Regions from separate parts of the Homo sapiens genome. Here region 1 is linked to region 2. Evidence: read pairs that join two places in POLR2A ChIA-PET (ENCODE). Cell type or tissue: Panc1. All regions are shown on one strand.

The links. ChIA-PET counts read pairs that join two places held together with the same protein. Peaks named below come from ENCODE experiments on the same cell type or tissue, not always from the same donor. Only the 100,000 strongest peaks of a DNase experiment are listed, where the experiment ranks them.
Region 1: POLR2A ChIA-PET joins it to region 2 with 9 read pairs; 2 of 35 experiments call an interaction of 5 or more read pairs at or near these places.

Annotation. Positions count from the first base shown.
Region 1 is chr1:987,939-992,938 of GRCh38, reverse strand. No RefSeq gene overlaps it. Among named protein-coding and RNA genes, the nearest start is that of PERM1, 8.3 kb to the right of the region's middle. In Panc1, no CTCF peak of the experiment used is centred here; no DNase peak of the experiment used is centred here.
Region 2 is chr1:1,155,359-1,160,358 of GRCh38, reverse strand. LOC124903820 (a long non-coding RNA gene) reads right to left here. Exons shown (of 3, transcript XR_007065351.1): 2 at 1,675-1,877. Among named protein-coding and RNA genes, the nearest start is that of MIR200BHG, 5.0 kb to the left of the region's middle. RefSeq lists an enhancer at 1,617-1,686 and silencers at 2,037-2,216, 2,287-2,526. In Panc1, no CTCF peak of the experiment used is centred here; a DNase peak (open chromatin) is centred at 2,728; H3K4me3 peaks cover 911 bases; H3K27ac peaks cover 1,460 bases.

The DNA of each region.
Region 1 (5,000 bases), 170 kb after region 2:
GATGACAGACACATGGACCCTCCCAGATGACGGACACATGAACCCTCCCCACATGGACAGGAAGATTCCAGCAATGTTAGAGATGATAGAATTCATAGACAAGGATATGAAAGCTGCTGCTACAACTTACTCCAAGAAGCTATTCCAGGTGTGGTTGTGTGTGCCTATAGTCCCAGCTACTCAAGATGCCAAGGCCAGCCTGGGCAACAAAGCGAGATCTCATCTCTAAACAAAAACAGAAATAAACTAGAAAAGTGGAAGCTAGAGGAAATATCGAATGTGTTAGGGACTTTGAAGTTACAAAAATCCCAACGGGGAACTTCTAGAGATGAAAATTATGATGTGTGATTTGAGAAATGCACTGGGGGGAAGTACCAACAGGTTAGACACTGGAAAGGAAAACAGTAGTCAACTCGAAACTATAACAATAAAAACTATTTAAAATAAAACAGATTTTAAAAAACAGAGAGGCTGGGCGCGGTGGCTTATGCCTGTAATCCCAGCACTTTGGGAGGCCAAGGCAGGTGGATCGCCTGAGGTCAGGAGTTCAAGACCAGCCTGGCCAACATGGTGAAACCCCATCTCTACAAAAAATACAACAACAACAAAAAAATTAGCTGGGCGTAGTTGCAGGCACCTGTAATCTCAGCTACTTGGGAGGCTGAGGCAGAGAATTGCTTGAACCCGGGAGGTAGAGATTGCAGTGAGCCGAGATCGTGCCATTGCACTCCAGCCTGGGTAATAGAGCAAGACTCTGTCTCAAAAAACAAACAAACAAACAAAAAAACTGAAAAACAGAGAAATAGAATGGTGAGCTGTGAGACAACGTTGAGTGGCCTAACATACGTTTAATTGGAGTTGGTCCCAGAAGAGGGGAAGAAGGTAAAATAGCTGAAGAAATAATGATTGGAGTTTTTCCAAGCTTGATGGGAACCATAAACCCACTGATCCAAGGAGCCTCTCAGCACAAGAACCTGGACAGAGACTCCCGGAGCGTCGCAATCACGTCAACAAAATGCCACGATAAAACAGCAATGCTCACTCCTGCCTCTTACTTTTGACACTCCAGGAAGTTCCTGCCAGAGCAATTAGGAAAGAAAATGAAATAAAAGAGGCTGAGCATCATGGCTCACGCCTGTAATCCCAGCACTTTGGGAGGCCGAGGCAGGCAGATCACCTGAGGTCGGGAGTTCGAGACCAGCCTGACCAACATGGTGATCCCTGTCTCTACTAAGAATACAAAATTAGCCAGGCATGGTGGTGCATGCCTGTAATCCCAGCTACTCAGAAGGCTGAGGCAGGAGAATCACTTGAACCTGGGAGGCAGAGGTTGCAGTGAGCTGAGATCGCGCCGTTGCACTCCAGCCTGGGCAACAAGAATGAAACTCCATCTCAAAAAGAAAAAAAAAGAAAAGAAAAGAAAATGAAAGTGAAATAAAAGGTATCCAGGGCCAGGCTCAGTGGTTCACACCTGCACGTGATCCCAGCACTTTGGGAGGCCAAGGCGGGAGGATCACTTGAGCCCAAGAGTTCAAGACAAGCCTGAGCAACATAGTGAGACCCTGTCTCTACCAAGAAAAGGAAAAAAATGCAAAAATCAGCTGGGCATAGTGGTGTGCACCTGCAGCCCCAGCTACTCTGCAGGCTGAGGTGGGGCGACTGCTTAGGCCCAGGAGGCAGAGGTTGCAGTGAGCAGATATTGCACCAGTGCATTCCATCCTGGATGACAGAGTGAGACCTTGTCTCAAAAGAAAAGAAAAAGATGTGAAACTTTTCAGATGACATGATCTCATATATAGAAAATCCAAAGGAAGCCACTAAAAAAGTTATTAGAACTAATAAACAGGTACAGCAAGGTATAGAATACTTGGAGGGCACAAGATCAATTTTTCAAAAATCAATTGTATTTGTTCACACTGGCAATGAACAATATAAAAATGAAACTTGTTTTTTTGAGATGGAGTCTCGGGAGGGCAGTGGCGCAATCTCGGGTCACTGCAACCTCCACTTCCCGGGCTCAAGCGATTCTTGTGCCTCAGCCTCCCAAGTAGCTGGGACTACAGGCACCGGTCACCGTGCCTGGCTAATTTGTGTATTTTTAGTAGAGACAGAGTTTCACTATGTTGGCCAGGCTGGTCTTGAACTCCTGACCTCAAGTGATCCTCCTGCCTCGGCCTCCCAAAGTGGTGGGATTACAGGCTTGAGCCACTGTGCCCGGCCTACAGTCAACTGATTTTCAATACGGGTGCCAAGACAATTCGATGGAGGAAAGACTCATCTTTAACAAATGGTGCTGAGACACCCGAACATCCACATGCCCGTGAGGGAAGCTGCTCACATTATTCACATCACACACACAGAGAACTCAAAATGAATGACAGGCCAGGCATGGTGGCTCATGCCGAATCGCCTGAGGTCAGGAGTTCGAGACCGGCCTGGCCAAGATGGTGAAACCCCGTCTCTACTACAAATACAAAAATTAGCCAGCGTGGTGGTGGGTGCCTGCAGTCCCAGCTACTCGGGAGGCTGAGGCAGGAGAATCGCTTGAATCTGGGAGGCAGAGGTTGCAGTGAGCCGAGATTGTGCCATTGCACTCCAGCCTGGGCGAGAAGAGTGAAACTTCATCTAAAAAAAAAAAAAGGGCCGGGTGCGGTGGCTCACGCCTGTAATCCCAGCACTTTGGGAGGCTGAGGTGGGCGGATCACTTGAGGTCAGGAGTTTGAGACCAGCCTGGCCAACATGGTGAAGCCCTATCTCTACTAAAAAATACAAAAAGTTAGCCGGGCATGGTGGCAGGCGGCTGGAATCCCCGCTACTCAGAAGGGTGAGGCAGGAGAATCGCTTGAACCTGGGAGGCAGAGGTTGCAGTGAGCCAAGATCACGCCATTTCACTCCAGCCTGGGCGACAGAGTGAGACTCCGTCTCAAAAAAACAAAAACAAAGCAAAACAAAACAGAATGGATGACAGACATAAGAGCTAAAACTATAAAACTTTTAGAAGAAAATATAGCAGTAAATTGTCATGATCTTGGGTTTGGAAAGACCTTGGGCAAAAGTCTTCTTAGGTAGGATACTGCTGTGGTTTGGATATGGCCCCAAAAGCTCATGTGCCGGGAGCTTGACCCCCATGTGGAAGTGTTGGGAGGTGGGACCTTTAAGAGGTGTTTAGCTTATGGAGGCTCTGCCCTCACGAAGAGATGAACGCTGGTATCGTGGGAGTGGGTTCCTCATGGAAGGGGGGTCCAGCCCCTCCTGCTCTCCCACTCTGTCTTCTTTGTCCAGGGATGACACAGAAGGAAGGAGCTCATCAGACGCCAGCACCTTCATCTGCATTTCCCAGCCTCCAGAACTGTGAGAAATAAATTTCTGTTCATTATAAATTACCCAGTCTCAGATATCCTATTAAGGCAGCACAAAATAGACTAAAACAGATACCAGAAGCATAAGTGACCAAAGAAAAAAATTAGACATCATCAAAATTTAAAACTTATGTTTCAAATGGCATTATCAAAAAGTGAAAAGACATCACATATGGGAGGAAACGTTGGCAAAATATATATTGACAAGGAAATTACCCAGAATTCCAAACACAATCAACCCCGAACTTCAGAAAACATTCAATCCTGAACTCCACAGTCAACCCAGAACTGCAGAAACAGTCAACCCCGAATTCCAGAAACAATCAACCCTGAACTCCAGAAAAAATCAACCCAGAACTCCAGAAACAATCAACCCAGAACTCCAGAAACAATCAACCCAGAACTCCAGAAACAATCAACCCCAAATTCCAGAAACAATCAACCCTGAACTCCAGAAACAGTCAACCCAGAACTCCAGAAACAATCAACCACGAACTCCAGAAACAATCAACCCCAAACTCTAGAAACAATCAACCACGAACTCCAGAAAGTCAACCCCAAACTCCAGAAACAATCAACCCTGAACTCCAGGAACAATCAACCCAGAACTCCAGAAACAGTCAACCCCAAACTCCAGAAACAATCAACCCTGAACTCCAGAAACAATTAACCCAGAACACCAGAAATAATCAACCCTGAACTCCAGAAACAATCAACCCTGAACCCCAGAAACAATCAACCCAGAACTCCCGAAACACTCCACCCAGAACTCCAGAAACTATCAACCCTGAACTCCAGAAACAATCAACCCTGAACGCCAGAAACAATCAACCCTAAACGCCAGAAACAATCAACCCCGAACTCCAGAAACAATCAACCCAGAACTCCAGAAATGGGCCAGCCCATGGATGGATGGTCAGCTGCTTTTGACAAAGACAATTCAATAGAGAAAGGAGAGTCTTTTCTTTTCTTTTCTTTCTTTTTTTTTTTTTTTGAGATGGAGTCTCCCTCTGTCACCCAGGCTGGAGTGCAATGGTGCGATCTCGGCTCACTGCAACCTCCACCTCCCGAATTCAAGGAATTCTCCTGCCTCAGCCTCCTGAGTAGCTGAGATTATAGGCGCATGCCACCACACCCAGCTAATTCTTGTATTTTTAGTAGAAACAGGGTTTCACCATGTTGGTCAGGCTGGTCTCCAACTCCTGACCTCATGATCCACCCACCCCAGCCTCCCAAAGTGCTGGGATTACAGGCTTGAGTCACTGCGCCCGGCCGGGAGAGTCTTTTCAACAGTGGTTCAAAAACAACTGTATATCCATATGCAAATAAATTAACAGATTCTTACCTCACACCATATACACAAATTAACTAAAAATAGATCATAGTCCTAAATGCAAAATCTAACCATAAAACTTTTTGGAGAAAACTTTAAAAATCTTTGTGACCTTTAGGCAAAGATTTCTTAGATACGACACCAAAAGAATAATACATCAAGAAAAATGGGCAAATTAGACTTCATTAAAAGGAAGAACTTTTCTTTTTCTTTTTTAAAAAAATTTTGTGTATCCTCATTGTTAAGCATGAACTCTTTTTCAAGACACAGTGTTAAAAACATGAAAAGACTGGGCGCGGCGGCTCAGG
Region 2 (5,000 bases):
CGTGCCCTCCGACCCAATCAGGCCCAGTGTGAGCAGGAAGCAAACCTCCACTGACCTCCACTGAGCGGAGGGCTTGGCACCTCCTTCCTTCCCTTCCCTCCTCCCTGCGCATCCCCCCCGACCGTCCCTGCGCTCTGATGGCGGCCCCTGGTCAGGACTCTGCCTTCTCCATCAGTTCCAAAGCTCCACCCGCAGACGAAACGCTTGGAGCAACGTCTGCCCTCTGACCTCAGTGGTAAAACACCATCCGGGTGCGGTGGCTCACGCCTGTAATCCCAGCACTTTGGGAGGCCGAGGCGGGCGGATCAACTGAGCCCAGGAGTTTGAGACCAGCCTGGGCAACATGGTGAGACCCCGTCTCTACAAAAAATTTAAAACTTAGCTGGCTGTGGTGGTGCACACCTGTGGGCCCACCTGTGGGAGGATTGCTGAGCCTGGGAGGTGGAGGCTTCGGTGAACCGTGATCGCACCACCGCACTCCAGCCTGGGCCACAGAGTCAGACCCTGTCTCAAAAAAGAAAACACAAAGGCAAAAGGCCCCAGAGTTTTCTGCAGAATTATAAACTGTGTCTACCTGGAACTGAGAAACAGTGAGCGAGCAGCTCACCAGCCCTGGGACGAGGAAGGCCCCAGCCCCGTCCACGGTTCCTCCCACCTGGGCAGCTGTGTCCTGGCCCAGGTGCAGCCGAGCTCTGCCCTGCACAGCACAGGGCCCTCCACCCTCGCTGCTGTGGACATGGAGAGTGGCGGGGCACTGGGCGTGCCCCCGTCGCCCCATAATAAAATCCACTGTGGCCGCTCCCCTGGCTTTGAGGAGGAATATTTGCGTCTGGCTGAACACCTGCTTCCCGGCTTCATGGTGACACTCAGGCCCCACACCATCCTGCCTAATTCCTGAGTAGAGGGAAAATGACTGTGTCTGGCTGTGGAACTGGAGCTGCCTCTGCTCCTTGTGTGGAGCTGCTCGGAGAAGCGGGAGCTTGGCAGCATGGCCCAGACTTGCTCACACGTCCTCACCTGCTTTTCTTTTTTTAAATGGAGTCTGGCTCTGTTGCCCAGGCTGGAGTGCAGTGGTGCGATCTCGGCTCACTGCAGCCACCACCTCCCGGGTTCAAGTGATTCTCCTGTCTCAGCCATCAGAGTAGCTGGGACTACAGGTGTGCACTACCATGCCCAGCTAATTTTTGTATTTTTAGTAGAGACAGGGGTTTTGCCGTGTTGGCCAGGCTAGTCTCAAACTCCTGACCTCGGGTGATCCGCCTGCCTTGGCCTCCAAAAGTGCCAGGATTACAGGCATGAGCCACCATGCCCGGCCCCTCACCTGCTTTTAAACCAATCACGTGGTTCCCACTGCCCTGCTTTCATCCTGGATGAACCTGGGTATGGCTGCTGGAGGACCCCGAGCTGGCCAGTCCCTACCCAGGCCCCAGGGCCCTCGGGTGCCTCTGAGCTCCGTGGATGGCCAGTTCTGAGGCCCTGAGCTGGGGGGAGGATTGCTAACGGAGTGGCTGAGGGCTGATGCCCGCTCTGGGGTGCAGCAGGGCCCCCGCACCGCCCGGGTGCAAGGCTCAGGGAGGGGAGGCCTGGGACGCTCGCTGGCACAGGTCTCTCTGGGGGCAAGGGCAGGGGCAGGGCTCAAGTCTCGGGAGGCCCAGGCCGGCATCCCCCACCTACCAAGGAAGTGAGTGGCCCTGGGGCACAGCGCGTGGCGCCCGAGGCCTCTCTCCTCCTCCACGGAGGGGGCCCAGTGGCTCTGCCAGCTGGCGTGAGCTGGTCGGTGTGGGGCCACTCCACACCCGGCCCCGCACAGTGGCTGCACTTGGTGTCGGAATCTCCAGGAACTGGTGGCTGCCAAAGGTTCCGGCCTGGTCCTCCTGCTGGGTAGGACATTGTCATGGCAGCCGGGTGGGGACCGTGGAGGGGAGGGGGTGTGGCTCTCCGGGGACCAGGCTGGCGGCTGGTGGCAGAGCCGGCCAGAGGGTACCCAGCCCCCAGCCCCCAGCCCTGGCTGGGCCCGAGGTCTCGCTGGGCGGGGCAGGCAGGACAAAGGCCCTTTGTGCTCTGGCTCGGGGCTACTTCCTGATGGCACCAGACACAGGAAGCCACAGGGTCCCCGTTTCTTGGGCCAGACTGCCGAGGGTCCCGCCTGCGCCGGGGGCTACCTTCCCCCTGGGACGGTGCTGGGAAGAAGGGGAGGGCCCAGGAGCCTCTGGAGCTGCGGGCTCAGGGCTGGGGCCCCCCTCAGGCAGGGACACAGCTCAGCGCCGCCCGGGGCTCCTCCGCTTCTTCCGGGTTCTCCGCGCACAGCCCCGGGAGCCGCTCCTGGCTCCTCGGCCACCGGGGCGCCCACAGCGGGCGGGATGGCTGGAGGCTGGGGGCGCCTGCCCAACCCTCCCTGGGGACGGTGCCCCACCCAGGGTGCCAGGCCCCGGATCCTCGCTCCCCCCTCCTGACCCTCCGCAATGTCAGGGTCTTGACCGGGAGCGGGGCGGGGCCCGTGACCCCCTACGGGTTGAGGGGAGGCCCGGTGGCCCCTTCACTACTTGAGGGAGGGCCTGGGGCTAATTTTGGCTTTGCCTCCTCTAGTCAGCACCAGCCTGGAACACAGACAGGCTTTGCTTGGAGAACCCTGGGAGGAAAACCCAGTCTCCTCGGCGGGAAGGGTGGCGCGTCCCCAGGGCCTAGAGTTTGAGATTAAACAGGATCGGGCGGAGGGAGGCCCCTCCCAGCAGCTCCGCCTCCTCGGGGCGCCCAGCGGTCTTTTCCACCTCGTCGCCTTCCCCCTTCCTGCTCCACACGAACCCCGGTAGCAGACACCCGTTTCCACCCCGGCAGGAAGGCCAGGGAGCCTCCAGGCCGATGGGAGGCAGGGCTGGGGCGGGGCTGCGGGCGGGGCGGGGATGGAGGGGCTGGGCTGGGGCGGAGCTGGGGGCGGGGATGGCGGGGATGGCGGGGATGGCGGGGATGGCGGGGATGGCGGGGATGGCGGGGATGGCGGGGATGGCGGGGATGGGATGGGTGGGCGGGGATGGGATGGGTGGGCTGGGGGCGGGATGGGTGGGCTGGGGGCGGGGCTGCAGTCCCTAGGGCTCGCTGGATCCACCTGCTGCCTTTGCCTCTGGACCTTGATTCCAGGGCCCAGTGCTCCCCGCCCAGGCCATGCCCTTCTACCATGCTGCCAGACAAGGCAGGTGACCCCACCATGATTTAATGCTGCACAGAGCGGGGGGCCTCCTGCACCCTCTTCCAGCTAGCTACCTTTTCTCCCACTTTGTCCCGGCTCCTCCCACCTGACCCAAGACCCCAGGCACCTGTTGGCCACTGCAAGCTCAGGGCACCACGGTTCAAGCCAGAAGGTCACTCTGTCCCCAGCCCGAGGTCCTGGGTCCTGGTCCTGCTGTGCGACCTTGGGTCTGCCCACAGAGGGTTGCCACAGGGCGGACCAGCCCAGTGCCCGGGACCTCCCCCCGCCCCCCTAAGCAAGTGCTGGCCCACCTTCCCCCCACCTTCTTGCCCTGAACCAAGCTCTGGGACCTGCCCGTGTCCAGCTGGGGCCTGTGGGTCAGCACAGCCTCCTCAGCCTGGCTCACCCTGACCGGACCCACCTCCACCTGAGGCCCTGAAGCTCCCATGTCCTCCCCCAGGGCTGTATCCCTGATAGCTGTGAGGCTTAGCCACGGCCTCTACTGAATTCTCAGAAAGGCGTTAACCAAAAGTCTGGAAGCTTTGCCCGTGGTCTGAGACACAGCCCTCTCCCGGGAGCCTGATCTGCAGCCTGTCCCTTTGTTTTCTTCTCAGTTATTCATTGAGATCTGCCCCAGTCCTCCACAGCCACCCTCGTCCCCAGAGGCCTCTAGGGCGCCAAATCCAGGGGTGACCCTACGGCCTCCCAGCCCAGCCTGTGGGCAGCCGGTCACCACGTGCCTCTGAGGCTCAAATCCAGAGGTGACCCTATGGCCTCCCAGCCCAGCCTGTGGGCAGCCGGTCACCACGTGCCTCTGAGGCTCAGCCCACTCAGCCACCGGAGCACAGGCATTCCTGGGAACCAGCGGGCTGGGGTGCTGGTGCCGGGGAAATGGAGGGGGTGGATGGAGATGGGGACAAGGCGTCTGGAGGCTGGGAAGAATGTGCACACTCTTCCCTGGTGTCGTCGGCACAGATTTCCTGCAGATTCCAGCTGAGCAGGTGTAGTTTGAGTGGGAGTTTCCCGAGTGGGGACTCCATGCTGGTTACGGCGCCCGGCAGAGCCTGGGTGGAAGTGCACTGGCTTCGCCTGATGACGAGGGAACGGAGGCTGTGGTCAGGTTGGCGGTGCCCTGAGGAATCCCAGGACTCCTGGATGGGAAGAGTGTGGGGTCCTGAAGGCCAAAGGGAGAGAGTGCCCCAGGCAGGAGACATGGCCAGTGCCCACAGGGGTGGCCTGTTTGCAGGCGTGCTGGCGGAGGTTCTCAGATCCACCTGCTGGCTGAAAAGTACTGAAATGTTCAACCATCCGATTAAAGCTTCGAAGAGCCAAGGAGCTGGTAAGAACTCACTAAGCCAAAGCCATGGATAAAATATTGCCTAGAGCACTCTGCCACGTTCCTCGGGGGTCAGCAGATGTGAACTTTTGTTCCAATGTGGAAATCATCCACCAGGAGACCCTCCCCACAAAACCTGGGAGTCCCAAAGGGCTCCACTCCCAAAGTGAGGACGAAGTGAAGTGACTCCATCCTCGCAGCCCCAGTTCAAGTCACTTCCACAGTGGTCTTCCAAAGGCCACTCAGGCCCAGGCAGTATTGTCCCAGGTGTCTGGCAGAGGAAAGCCGAATGGGGCAGTGCCTTTGCTCGAGGCATCAAATCGTCCTACAGATACTTGTTCAAGTACAATGACCAGCACGCCGTCGAAGATAACCAGTCTCGCAAAGATATGATATAAGCAAGAACGGATGGAATCAGACACCAGCAAGCCCCACAGGGGCCTGAGATATTGGATTATCAGACACAGACCAAAAAACACT